Linked DNA regions of Homo sapiens: region 1 is linked to region 2. A link is an interaction called in ENCODE POLR2A ChIA-PET data of the cell type or tissue named here. Cell type or tissue: PC-9. All regions are shown on one strand. Links, peaks and the distances in the headings refer to the core of each region. The heading gives the core; the rest is flanking DNA.

Region 1 (6,289 bases), core at 1-4,000, 230 kb before region 2:
TGTCAGTATCTCCTAATCGGACAGACTTGTAGTTATAAGCACTGTTTCTTTGCAGTTGTCTGCTGCTTTCCCAGTTTTTGTTTAACAATCCTTCTGTAAGCTCAGACATGTCTTCTGAGGTGATTTTTCTTCTTCTATAAAGATTCCAAGATGCATAGTTTGGGTTAGGTCTTACATTTTCAACTTGGGGCCCTCTTTTCTTGAGAAATTGGAGCTATCCTAGGTAGTCACAGAGGCAGTTCATGGATGGGTGGGTTCAATCCCTATTCCAAGGGTGCATTTATGTCCCCTGTGTAGGAAACAGATGCTGTATTAACAGGCTGTAAACTGCAGTTTTTCATTTTACTATGAGCATAAGACTGTCATTGTTTCTTTCACTTTTTAAGAAATTCTCATGTTTTTAATTTTCTCCTTTTACATTTCATTTAACTTTGCTATGTGTCTGGAATGATGCATGCGGATTGTGGTCATAAACAGAAACTTGTATCACCTCTATAAGTAGTCCAGTACAGCTTTAGAGTACACTTTTTATTATTTGCAGACACCATAATAAAACAGTATTTATTATTTTAAACACAGAAACAATAACATTTTGGTTAAAAAATGAGCAGTATACAAGAGATTAGTAGATCCAGAAAAATCCAAAAAGAAGAGAGTTGGGGAATATTTTCATCTCACTCACACAAGAAAAGATTATCTCCATAAATGGTTCATAACACCTATTTTCTGTTTATTTTCCAAGTTAATGTGGAAAAAATAAAGAAATTATCATACATTATAGAATATTCTTCTAATAAAACTTCAATTTTATTATGATGAGGTTTCATGTTTAGTGGTTACTTCAGCAAATAAGACTTCTAGTTTTTGAAAATCATATATTGGTAAAATTTTAAAGTGTGTATAAGTTTGATATAAAAATAAATTTAGGCTTTATAAGTCCAATTATAAAATGTATTTTTACATATGCACTGGAAAAATTGGCCTTCAGACTTTGAAAAACATATTATGCAGACTTTCTCATTCAAGGCTGTCTGTATTCTGCAGTATCTAATAGAAAAGTGTTTTCAGTTTAAAGCACAAGTGACCGCATGCCTTTCATAAGTTTAGGAAAGCTTGGGATTCATCCTGTGTAATAATTAAAATGATAACCAAACTTCTTGGAAATCACATGGCCCTAAAATAAATTTACCTATTATCTAACAAATTTATATTATAATATGCTTTAAACAATAGTTAGTATTTCCAGTACACTTTTGTTCTTTCAGATGAGATTGTCAGGTACTGCTTACAGCTGTAGGTCCATTCCTTCTCATTTTTCTTATTTTTACAATGGACAAGCAACCATCAGGTGCCAGCTCTGAATCATGGAAGATTCAGAAAAATCCAATAGGGCAGAATATCCATGTAGCTTAACTTTACTAGTGGTACACATGGGATGGGGTGAGGGAGCTTCCCTCTATTCTATACTCTAAGATATCCTATAAGCCCTTTCTCATGTCTTCGGTCTTGTGTACACTTCCGAGACCAACTGCTATTGTATATGGGTGGAGCTATCTGAGGGTAGTAGCTGTGTTGTTTCCACGCAAAGAACTGTACTAATCAGCCCACCCTGTGCTGGTCTTGAGGGAGTTTGCAGTTTTTGAGGGGATCTACCATCTGGGCAAATGGAGATTTAAATGTGAGGGTGGCTGGAGATCTTTCTCCCATGCCAGGCACCTTGCAATGACTGTATTTCATTACTGATTCTTTTTAGATCTGTCTCTAATTATTGGGTTTGTTTCTCCTCTTTCATGTCTTGTTTTCTGCCTCTGTGTGTGTGTGTGTATGTTCTTATATTCACTTATAAATTGGCACCACCTGCATCATACCAGGTGTCCTCCACGTCAAGCCCTACAAAACCCCTTTACAGCCTCCTCTGAGATCTCAATGCCAGCCTGAAATCAGGCTGTCCTTCTACATTTGGGCTTCAGTTGTACCTCCCTGATTACATGCGGAGTCCTTGATTGTTACAACAAACACCCATACTTCTATGAACTCCTTCTCTTGAAGTGCATATCCTCCAGTCATTGCTGTTAAGGAACTATATTAATAGTGACAGAGGCTTTAGATACTTCCTATAATAAATATATTTTTGGATTAAAAATCCACATTAATGCATTCTGTTATAAAATGTATTGCATTTTCTGGAAAAAAAAATCAATTTTACTTTGTTTGTACTTATTTTTGTCCACTATCACTTTCAATTTACTCATCCAACAGTAATTCTGAAGTACATTCTTTCTAAAAAGTGTCGTGTAGGGACATCTAGTGGTCTTTCTGAAAGTTGCAATTTTACTGTGTACATACTGGTCTCAATTCACAAGTGCTATACCATTGTTTATCATTATTAAGAGAGGAAAAACAAGCCTTTTACTCACTTAATGAATAAAAAACTGTGTTCATAATGTCAAAGAAAAGAGCTTCAATCACTAAAACATAAAATATACTAAAAGTTGCTTATTGGAAATACAGTTTTTTATTATATTTCTACAAATTTCCGAATCAATGTTTAAGTGTCTTCTTATCTGACCTAGAACATGTCTATGCTAGGAATGTAAAATGCCTTCAAATGGGCAATATTAGATAGCAATTTCAGCTATTATTGAAATGGGAACGCTTCCCTAGTCCCCCTCGCAGGGCATGCGATAGGGGTGTGGCTGGCTGCTTCAGGGCCCCCCCGCTCAAACCTCTAGGGGAACATACAGACGGGCAGGCTGTGGGGCTCAGAACCCATGGCAGTGTCCAGGGGTGAATGTTTACAGCTGAAGTCCCATTGGGCGTGTGTTACAGGGTGCTCTTTTAGTTTAGCTGTCTGTAGGCAGCTTGTGTGAACCAGCTCAATTAGACCCCGTTCCTTATCACAAGGACAGAGAGATTTCTGTATCCTGGGTGTTTTTTGTTTGTTTGTTTGTTTTTTGCCTTGGTGTACCAAAAGAATCAGGTCATAAGTGGTCTTGCAGAACGAGTGCGAAGTTTTATTGAGTGGAAGTAGCTCTCAGCCAATGGGGGAGCCAGAAGGGAAGAAACACTCAGCCAATGGGGGAACCAGAGGGGAGATGGTTTTCCCCTGGAGTTGGACCACAGGGTGCCTTTGGATCTCCTTTGACTACCCCAGCCAAACTCTGCCTCGTCCTGCTAGTCAGTGGCCTGTCAGTCAGTGGACTGCCAGTGTGACGGCGTCTGTCGGTGTGCTCTTCTGCCGGTGTGCTCCCTGAACGCCCTCTCGCCATCCACCCTCTTGTGCCTTCTGCTGATGTCTTCCTCTTGACATATGGCTGCCTATGTGTCTGCCCTCTAGGGTCTCAGTTTTTATAGGCCCAGCATAGGGACATGGAGGGTCAGGGTGGTCTTGGAAAATGCAACATTTGGGCACAAAAGCAGGAGTGTCTGTCCTCACGTTAGGTATGTGGGGGTGGAGCTTTAGCCAAGGGACCCTCCTTTCTCTACAAGCACTTCCCTGCCCCGCTTCCATGTCATTGAAAGGGACCACACTCTTCCCTTCCTAGCTCTCCTATATCATCATAATTATCCATTGCAACTTGATACATGTTCTTAATACAGCCAATAAACATTAAGCCATTCATTTAATATTTTGAGTGAATTAATTTATACCAAATTGAATTTATATAGTAACGGAAAGTGACGATTTTAAATCTTTCAAAGAAATATTTTGTGACTCAAAAAAAATAAAATAAAATAAGAGAATATACTGAGAGAAATTTAAATGCAATTTCCATACTAGGTTTTAAGGAATGGAGGCAAATCTAAACTTCCGTGAAAAAGCATTAAATAACATTTTTTTCCAGTTACATAAATCATTATTTAATATGCCATTTTACCATTGTGACTTTACAAATTATTGAGAAAAACATCGTGCCAAAAACAGTCTAAATACCAGTTTCAAATGTAATTAATAAAAAAGCAAAACTACCTATTTCATAATAATGTACTAATTAGTAGATTATGTTTAAATATACTATTATTACAATACTACTTCTATCGATACTCAGTAGTATTGCAAAGGTAACTTTGATTAATTATATATTAATAAATGGCAACCCTACGAGGTGGATTTTAACTCTACACAAGGCTTAATAGAACTCAGTGAGGTTAAATTACTAACTGAAAGTCACAGTAAGTTATGAAATAAAACTTAAATTTTAATTATTGCCGAGTTTTAGCCATACTAATTTTATTACATATTCTATCATTATTAAAACTGCAATTTATATTTTAAAGCAAAAGTTGTTGGCATAGTAATAATTTATATGTTGTCATTTTATTTGAAATTAATTTTTGGCTAGCATCTTCAATTTATCAGTGGCTCATTTTGTAAATTTTAAAGCAAATGCAAGAAATTTGAAACTCACATGATTAAAAATGAAGATTGCCCAATATATGTTTTTCTCTCTAATAGGCTGATGTAACTAAGAGGCAGATTGAGAAAAATCTACATAACTTTTAGTCTACTATATTCTTAAGTTTTAATAAAATAAAAACAGGAAAAAAAAGAAGATGTCAAGTGCATTCTCCATCATCAATCCCCTAAATTATAGATGTGGGTATGAAAAAGTAGAGAACTGGGACGTCACGCCTGCTGTTCCTCTGGAGCCTCATAGTAAGTCACACAGAAAAATATATCTCTGCCCATCTTTTTACCTACAGTTATCTACCCAGATGAAGAATATAAAAGGTAAGGAACAAAAAGTGGAAGAAAGAGAAAAATCTGCTTGCAGTGAATCTCTATGAAAAACATTTTATGTAGCAGCGTAAATAACAACTCTGGTAGAAATGCAGTGAATATTACAGTTTTCTCAAGCTGTACTTGAGTAAGTAAGAGTGAGAAATATACTTTGCTGTATGCATGGGATTAAAAAGTAAGCTTTACTAAATGAGAGGTTTTACATAAAATTATAGGTGAAAAAAGATAGATATGGAAGTCAAACAAGGAATAATTAACATCTAAATAATTGTCTTGGATTGTTCCCCAGAAGAGTTAAGTAAATATATAATAGAAGAAAATATTTCTAGCTAAAGGAAAAAAATCTATGAATGCAGACAGATGTTCATATGTGCAGAGGCATAGCTTGCTGCCTTTAAATGGTCAAATGCTTATAGGTTCTTTCATTATATCTTAAGTGAACTGTTTAGTATATTAATCAACCAACATTCCTCATTATTTAATATATGCTAATGGAGCAAATGAAGTTTGTTTTACATTAATATAAGTGATATCTTATCCAAAACATAGCAAAAGAATTTGAAGTTTGAACAGTTATAAAGCACAAATTCATAACACATCTGAGTATATTTTAAAATAGGTGTCTCTTTACAGCACTTATTTGACTGTCATATTTCGGACATGCAGTGTGATATATGTCAAAAATTAAGTAATGGTTACAGAAGTGTTAAATTATAAAAGTCCGTTTCTTTTGAAATCAGATTTTGGCTGACTTGCTGTTAATAATAAAGATGGAAAATATTTCTGCCTTAAAAACATTTACAAGAATTTTTCAATGAGTATGTGCTATCAAATGCTTGAAATAGTTTTAGATTTATTAAATATTACCACATATTACAATTGCATTAATTTCCATGTTTTAAAACATTAAATACAATTATTTGATGTTAAAATATTGATTATTTAGAGTTCACATTATACATAATATAAAAGTCACAATATTAAAAGGAGTTTGGATGGAATGGACTAGATATACATGATGATATATATATGGTATCAGAATGAGTACAATAAGAACATCATATCAAATGGCTGTAAAATTAACTTTTAATTGCAATTAATTTTTTAGAGAATTTTAGATAGCAATAATTTTTCAAACAGCCAGAATTATTTGTTTGAGTGTACAAAGATATCTATATACTTATGGATTCTAAATAAGAAATAAATGCATTCATCAACATTCATTATACCCTTATTTATTGAGTTTTTCCACATGCCAGTCACTATTCAAAGCATTGGGGATATAGCAGTGAACTCAATAGACAAAAACCTCCTGGTGTCCTGGAGTTTGGATTCTAGCAGAAAGATTCTTCCAGAGTGTTCCAGCCTCTAATCGGAATCTGACACACTGTTGATACTCACTAAAAACTGACTGACTGATTGATGATTGACAACTGCATGAATGAACAAATGAATGAGCGAAAGAATCATCTCTGAGTTTTTTCCAGCCCTCTTTGTCTGTCAGGGATCATGTCTAATTCTGTACTCATTGATATCTAGCCTTTACCT
Region 2 (8,817 bases), core at 1,872-5,871:
TGACTTAGTAAACTGATCTTTTTTTTTTTTTTTAAGTACACTCAGCGGCCATTTCCATGACTTTATTGGAATATGCCTTTTCTGGTACTTTTACAGTTTCCTATTGGGAAGATATTTTCTCATCAGTTTTAAAAGTCTTAAAGAATTAACTATATGAATTATTTTGTATATGTTGCAATAATTTTTCAAGACTTTTTTTTCCTTTTTAATTTTAGTGTCGTTCTTTATGTAAGCTTCTTATCCTTTGCATGAGTCATATCTATTGGTATTTTCTTTAGTTTCTGCTTTCATCCTTAGACTTGAAAAAAAAAAGCCTTACAAATTTCATAAGTATATAAATCTATATTAGTGTCATTTGTTTCTCAGTTTATATTGAATCTCTTTGTTATTTCACTGATATTTTGAGATAAAGTGCTGACTTTAATTCACACATTTATCTTAGTTATTCCAAAAATATGTATTCCAACACTTCAACTTTGTCACCATGTCCTAAAATTTTGCTTAGGTGTACAAGACAAAGAGGAAATAGCTTAGACTCAGGGGTGCAACTAAATTCAAATCCCAGAGGTACTACTTACATGTTAGGTGGCTTTGGATACTTCACCTTCTAAGTCTCAATTTCCTCACTGATAAAACTACAAAGGAACTACATATCTATTTATGAGGTTGAAATTATCAGTTAAAATAATACAACTAAAATGTTTAGCCCTGTTTGGATGTCTTATAATTCATCTGTGAGTATTATAATACCATCATTCCTATTAACTCTATAAATTTTGTTATAATGTATACATCAGTAACTCTAACATGCTTACTTTCCTGTATATACATAATCATTTTTAATTCATAATGTTTAGGGTGGCTTTATGTGTACAGAAAGATTAAGCAGAAAGTACAAAGAGTTCCCATATACCACGGTCTCCACACTCACAACCTCGCATGTAGACATCCCAAACCACAGTATAACATTTGCTACAATCCATGAACCTATATTTACCTACATCATCACCCAGAGTCCATTATTTACATTAGGGTTCCACTCTTGATATTGTACATTTTATGAGTTTGGACAAATCTCTACGAACATGAATCCACCATTACGGTACCATACAGAATACTTTCACTGCTCTAAATATCCTCTACGCGCTGCCTATTTGTCCCGCCCTCCCCCAACCTCTGGCAACCCAGATCATTTCCTGTCTCCAGAGGTTTGCCTTTTCCAGAATGCCATATAGTTATACATATGCTATCATATAGTATAAAGCCATTTCAGATTGGCTTCTTTCACTTGGTAATTTGCATTTAAGTTTGCATCACCTCTTTGTATGGCTTGATATCTGATTTCTTTTTAGTGCTGAGTAAGATTCCATTGTCCAGATGTACGACAGTTTATCCATTTACCCAATGAAGGACACCTTGGTGGTGCCCTAGGTTTGGCAATTATAAATAAAGCTGCTACAAACATTCATGTGCAGGTCTTCGTGTGGACATAAGTTTTCAGTTCATTTGGGTAAAACCCAAGGAGCACAACTGTTGGATCCTATGATAAGAATATGTCTCGTTTCATTTAAAAAACCTGGGAAACTATCTTCCACAGTGGCTGTCCCTTTTTGTATTCCCACCAACAATGTTGGAAAGCCTATTGCCAGCATTTAGTGTTCTCAGTGTTTGGGATTTTGGCCAATCTGATAATAGTAAAATTTTTTATTTAAAATTATTTTTGAGATTTTTAAATAATTGCATTACTTTTATATATCATCTTGAGACTAATCTAGATGCATATTATATTAAATTATATCATCCAACAACATATTTTTCTCCATTTATTCAAGCCTCATGTTAAGTTTATTTTAGGTGTTTTTATATTTGTTCCTAGGATAAATGAAATGCTTTCTTCTGCTTCATTTTTCTATTAAGTTTTGAAGAATTTGGGGGATAATTGTGTTTAGTTATTAATTTATTTATAACTGATGACTAAATTTTCTTCAGTTCTAATAGTTTTGCATTATTTCTTCCAGTAAGCAATGATTGCAAAACTATGGATTTCTAAAGCTTCATCCAATAAAGAGATTTTCTGGGTAAAAGAACAACTGAAACATGAACATACCACACATGCAGAATTCAACATCAAGGTGGTTACCAAGTAATGGAGAGCCATCAGCAACACTTAGTTTTTATAAATCTCCAGTGACTGGAGTGGGCCACTGCTCTCTGCCATGATACAGCAACAGGACTTTGTTGTTATTGATTTTTGGATATTGTTTGTTTGGGGCAGTAACAGCAGCAGTAGATATTCTACATGAGGGAGTTAGAATGTATGTTATTTGGAATAAAGTAACAGGTCTTATGGTTGGAAATAAAAATGTAATCAGTAAAATAATTATTTCAGAGTCTGAAATGAACAGCCAAAAAGTGCACTTCTATCTGATTTCATGTGACTCTTGGATTCTGAAATTATCTCAACTCTGAATAATATTTTGAATTAGCCATGCTATTTAACAAACTTTACAGAGTGAAAATTATTGGCATGGTTAAAATTCTTAAGTCACAAGTCTCTGGTGGTGAATGACAGTATATTACATTGGTCAAGAGGTCCTCATAGGGAACAAAGTATTTCCTGAAAAGCATAATTTAATGTCAGCATTGGGTTGAATATGAGCATCACTCTAGGTCCTTGTGTGGTTTGTGCCAATGAGAGAAGAAGGCTATCTAGATAAGTGATATGGGAGAATGTAGAGCCCCAACCTGGAAGGAGGTGATCAAAAGTGGGGATGTAGAAAATAGTCGTGGCAACCAGGGGGATGATCCCATGGGCATAGCTAAGAGATGCATGCTCAAGATGATTAAACCCTGCTCAAGATGATTAAAAATGTGTAAAGTCTGTAAAATCCCAATATGCTTGGTGTGAGTGATTTTGGTAGCTGTTATTGAAGCTGATTAAAGGCTGAGCTTCATATTGGGTCACTGTAGTTAAAGACAATAAAATGACATCCCAAAAAATTAAGAAGCAGAGGCCAGAACATAACACAATGGAGGCTAAGTTCTAATATAGTAAACAAGTTGGGGCAAGAAAAGTTCTCCATGTAGGTTGGGATGGCTATAGAGTGGTTCCATTCATATGTCTTTCAAGATAACCTGCAGCTGGATGCATAATTGACCAATGGCCTCCACTGAAGGCTGAAACCCAGGTTGCTCCCAGCCAAAGACTGACCAGGCAGGATTACTACTAGCATTGGCCCAGTCCTGTCCAACCTGGGACCCTTCCAACAGACAACCTTGCTCAGGTATTCCCCAAAGTCTGGGGAAAAAAAAAATTTCTGAAAACTGTCTTTTTAATGTATATGCTGTAAAAAGTATGTGATATAAACAAATCCATCCAACTCTGCTTGAAAACCCCCAGTAAAATTTGCTTGGCTAAAACAATTTTAGTAAGAGAGCCATGCAAAGCAAAGTAATTCTAGGATATCCATCAATGTTAGGCTGTTGTTTTCCTTGCAAGAAATAGAGATTTATTCATATAATATCAGGCCATTCAAAGGATAACAGGGAAGACCAAAAGTTTAGGAAATTTGTGGTAATGCCAACACCCGGTTTCACATAGTCTAATGTGTGTGAAAAACAGGAATTAAAAAGGTTCAAAGGTTCAACACAGTTTCAGAATTCTATTCCTAATTTTCCTTACATCAGATTTTCTCTCTCCTCTCCTGCTTTTCTCTGTCTCCTCTCTCTCTCTCTCACACACACACACACAAATAATACTTCTAAATACTTTTGCATGTTTTATCTGTGCATATTCTTTTGTATTTTTTTCTTCTTTTACTGCCATCAGTAGATTTAAACTTTCTTTGCATTTCTCATTTTACACATTTTGAAAGCAAGAGTCTAATTGCATTGTGAATAGTTATCATTATGTTAGGCAGTTATTTTGAAATCAGGATCATTTTACAACTTTTTGTCCCAAGACATGATAGTCAATGGTAAAATATGGCCCACTAAGAGTGTAACCTCCACAGAGAATTCTAAGTGTGGCATCTGACCTTAAATTAAATGAGGAATATGGAAATATATGATACCCTTATTGAGAAAGAATGGGCATTGCTCAGTAATATACTGAATTGACAGGAATAAGCCAGTTATGCAAGATAGAGATATCTTCTGGGGCAAAGGGTAGCCAGCTTACTGACCAGAATAATAAAAATAACATCTCCTTTTGGCACAAAGCACAGTCAAGCTTAATCACCCATATAAAAAGTTCAGGGTTCTTCTGTAACACAATCCACTGTGTATGTGAGGTGTCACCTAGCCCTCTTCATGTTGCCCTATGGGAATTGCAGCTCTGATATCTGGCATGATAAAAGCCAATACTGTGGATATGACTGTTGGTGTGAGTCATAAAATCCTTTGTCTCTGACTCAGGAGTCTCTTGTCTTCTGCTTTCATGAAGCTGCAGCAGGCTAATGTGTTAACTTACACATAAGGAAAAAAAAATCTCTGTCCTTTCATAATTCTTAACAGTTCTGGTGATAAAGATGGGGTTGCTGAGAGGAACATGGATTTTTGAAAAAGGAAGGAAGGATGAGGACCTCATGAGCTGATTAACATGATATGAGGAAAGTCCATAAGAATTAATAAACATATTGACTAAAATATATGGTCAATCAAGTAATATGTCATCCTTCTGTCAGTTATTGGAGGTATGGTTGCAGGCTGAACCTACCAAGAAGTAGGTTCAGAGACAAATGCCTGAACATTGCCTGGCCTGCTGCTAACTCCCTTTCAGGGGTTCAGTCAGCCTTGCATCTACCCATTTTAACAACCAGTACTAAGATTTGTCCTGGGAAGCCAAAAGTTTCCAATTCCTTTCAGAAAAAAAAAAAAAAAGGTTAAATAGCTGAGCACCTATATTGAGAGAGAATAGATGGAAACTTGTAGCCTATGGGCATAACACAAATACATTATTAGATCAATTGTGAGGTGAGAGAGTGAGCGGCTTCACCCTTGTTATGCTTCCATAACATCGGCAACAGCTGGGCAGTCTTATAGCTCAGCCACTCCTGCAATCTATGACGTCAACCTTCGATCTTTTTGATAATGACAGTAAAACATCTGAGTTGTTTCTGTTTGTTTGTTTGTTTTTAAGTGATTCCTGGAAACTACCTGTAAACTTCAGCTTTCTCAGGAAGATTTCTCAGAAACAGATTAATTCCCATGTAAAGTCGTTGATGATGCATTGAGTAGTGTACTGGCATTTAGTGCCCTAGATGGTGTTTACAGTGCTGATGAAGGTGGACCATTAGCAAATGAAACATGAAACCCCCAAAATATAAATTTTTGCAGTCAACCTGATTACTCGGGGAAACTTACCTTGCACTTAAATTGAAACCAGGCATGAATTTATGAGATATCATCAAGCTAATGGAGAGCAAATGCCTCAGATTAAGGTGGGCTCCCCCAAGAAGTTGGTGAGAGCCAAGCTCACAGTGGCCAGAAAGAGCAAACCCTCTAATACTAGAAAGAAAGCGCTATGTCTTTGGCTGGAACAGCTGGGTAAAGAGACTCCTGAGGGAAAAATACACAATGTCTAGAATGATGACATTGCCACCTACCTCCCCATTATGTATATCTTTGGGTGCAACACATGCATTTGAATATTGCTTGGTTGAACTGCAAGCAGACATCTTGCTGCTAACAAATGAAAGTAAATCTGTGTAGCTCACTAGACAGAGATGCTCTCTCCTTCTCTGCCCTAACCCCTTCCTCCTTCTGCATTCCTACCTCAGCAACTTAAAGGGGCTAGATGATTAAAGATGGATCTAAGATCTCACTGTGCCAACCAGGAACTAAAGGTCATATACTTCTGTCCCCTGAGCTGGGTTATCTAAGAGGGGGGAAGAAATGAAACCTTTACGGCTTTGTTGGTTCCACATGTACAAGTCATCTTTCTACTTGGTGTCATTGGGGCTGAGATCACATGCATTCAGTTTACTAGAGCTGGCAGTCTTCACGATGAGGACAGAATCCAATATGACCTTTTGGATGCAACTCTTCAGGCTGATTCAATGTAGTTTTGGCTTCTACATGTAAATATATAGTAGGAATTGAAGCATTATGGGCTTGTACTTCTGCATCTCATAGTTTGGATAAAAGAATAGATTTTGTGTTCTATAATCATTCTATTACATTATGCTAACAAAAACCATTTGTCCAGGAAAGGTCTCCCTTTCCTGATGAATTATACAGATATGGATATAGATATATTCTCCAACCTAATACAAAATAAAATAGTTTTCATTTATTTGAAAAAGGAAAAAAAATACATTACATATGTTCTCCAACCCAGTAAAAGATCAGCCTCAAAATGGAAAAGGAACAATAAAAGTTAGATTAACTTAAAGATTTTTGTTAGCTAGTTAGATTTTGTTAGCTTTTTCAATACCTAAATATGTCTTTTTCAAAAACAAAACTAAAAGGCAATCCCTCGAATCTGTTGTGTGACAAAAGTCTTCAGATTTTCTGTTGGTTCATAATAGAGTGAATTAGGTTGTCAAAATATAGCTGGCAGATCAATAAATGTTCAATAACTATAAGGAAAAGGAGGTATAGGCTAGTGGGGAATAATTTATTTAGGTATCTGTTATGCTAGCAGAGCTCATGATCATTCTGCAAATGTGGCATCACTTACTGCAGTAAGCCATTCCTTACACATTACTGAGGTTTGGTGTCTTTCCTCAGTGCTCCCATATGCCTTGTTTACGAATTTACTATTCTGCATTATGATGGCATTTCTCCTTAAACAAACAGTAAGTTTCTTAAAGGCAGGGATTTTATCTTATTATTCTTTGCCACATACCAAGGTTACCACAGCAAGTTACTCATTTTATTTTCTAGACGAATACATAAATGAATATATTAGGAGAAATGCATCCTAAACCCCCTTGGAAAAAAAATCATTTGCCAGAATTGTTGAACTACTACTTCCTTTATGGTCTGTTAAATCAGTATCAGATGGGTCCTCATATATAGGAAATACTTCATATATATGTTAATACAGAACAACAGTGGTATCCCGAAAAGATACCATTACTAAGCTTGGCTTTTTTTTAAAAGTAAATGTAATAAAAATTCAATAGGTTTGTTTGGATTTGCCTTCATGAAATAAGCAAAACTCTGTTTAGCTGTCAGTAAAAATGATGTTCGGCAAGTCTTTGTAGACCACATGCTTGAGCCTTTTCTTGTTACATTTTGAAGTAGAAAGCTTGCTCCTTGTCACCTTCAATTTGACATTTTACAGGAACTAGAAACATAAGTCATGTAGAGAAACATGTTACATATTGTTTTTTCCCCTCTAGCTGACCACCAATAATCTTAAATGTCAACAACGTCAGATTTCAATTTTGTTCACTGAATCACCACACTGTGGATTGAAAAACTGATCTCTACCACTTTTATTGTTCTAAATGTTTCCTATGTGGTGATTAAAAGAAAAAGAAAAACATTTGACTGGCTTGGCAGATGGTTTTATATTACCTCTGTTTAAATATAATACTTTAAACTTCTTATTGAATCAGGCAAATGGAATGGAGCATTCGCCTGCTTCATAAAATATGTTTAAACTAAGAAGGAAGTCAGCTCTCTGGATTGGCTTGCAGCTGTTACTTACCTTTTTTTGTTGTTGTGGGGGTGGTAAGGTGCCTACTATGTGAAGTATATTATATGAGTTGTGGATTGGTTACAAAAATGAATGACACGAATATCTGTTTTGACAGATTTTAATTCACCATATTCATAAAAAAATAAGAATTTCACTGGGTGTGGTGGCTCACGCCTGTAATCCCAGCACTTTGGGAGGCTGAGGTGGGCAGATCACGAGGTCAGGAGATCGAAACCATCCTGACTAACACGGTGAAACTCCGTCTGTACTAAAAAAATACAAAAAAATTAGCCAGGCGTGGTGGCGGGTGCCTGTAGTCCCAGCTACTCCGGAGGCTGAGGCAGGAGAATGGCCTGAACCTGGGAGGCGGAGCTTGCAGTGAGCCAAGATCGCGCCACTGCACACTAGCCTGGGGGACAGAGCGAGACTCCATCTCAAAAATAATAATAGTAACAATAATAATAAGAATTGCTTTTCCAAACATGTTGATGTTTACTGTGGGAGCATATTGTTATTTACAAGTTCATTTTACTTTATTATTTATTTATTTATTTATTTTTTGAGACAGAGTCTCGCTCTGATGCCCAGGCTGGAGTGCAGTGGTGTGATCTTGGCTCACTGCAACCTCCACCTGCCGGGTTCAAGCAATTCTCCTGCCTCATCCTCCTGAATAGCTGGGATTACAGGTGCCCACACCACGCCTGGCTAATTTTTGGATTTTTAGCAGAGACGGGGTTTCACCATGTTGGCCAGACTGGTCTCAAACTCCTGACCTCAGATGACCGCCCAACTCAGCCTCCCAAAGTGCTGGGATTACAGGCATGAGCCACCATGCCCAGCCATGAGTTCATTTTAAAAATACAAGATATCATTTTGTATGCATTTAATTTGCAAGCTTTACCTTAATCATATGTTCTACCAAATATTTACTAATATCAACAACATTTATATCCAACAATTTATATCCATTGTTGGATATAAATGTTCACATTTCATATCCAGTAACTGAAATGCATAATCAGATTTAGCTACGATGGAATGTCTGTTGATTCACTAGACCAGGCATGGAAAATTTTCTAGAGAGAGATATTTGTGACCTAAGCCCCCTACCCAGAAACTGTACCTCTAAGTTGCTATAGAATCACCAGATAGCAGTAGAATCCTGA

The links. ChIA-PET counts read pairs that join two places held together with the same protein. Peaks named below come from ENCODE experiments on the same cell type or tissue, not always from the same donor. Only the 100,000 strongest peaks of a DNase experiment are listed, where the experiment ranks them.
Region 1: POLR2A ChIA-PET joins it to region 2 with 5 read pairs; 1 of 35 experiments calls an interaction of 5 or more read pairs at or near these places.

Annotation. Positions count from the first base shown.
Region 1 is chr18:67,198,131-67,204,419 of GRCh38, forward strand. No RefSeq gene overlaps it. Among named protein-coding and RNA genes, the nearest start is that of MIR5011, 120 kb to the left of the region's middle. In PC-9, for the core only: CTCF peaks have their summits at 2,271 (motif pointing left) and 2,472; a DNase peak (open chromatin) is centred at 2,311.
Region 2 is chr18:67,421,600-67,430,416 of GRCh38, forward strand. No RefSeq gene overlaps it. Among named protein-coding and RNA genes, the nearest start is that of DSEL-AS1, 91 kb to the right of the region's middle. In PC-9, for the core only: no CTCF peak of the experiment used is centred there; a DNase peak (open chromatin) is centred at 4,312.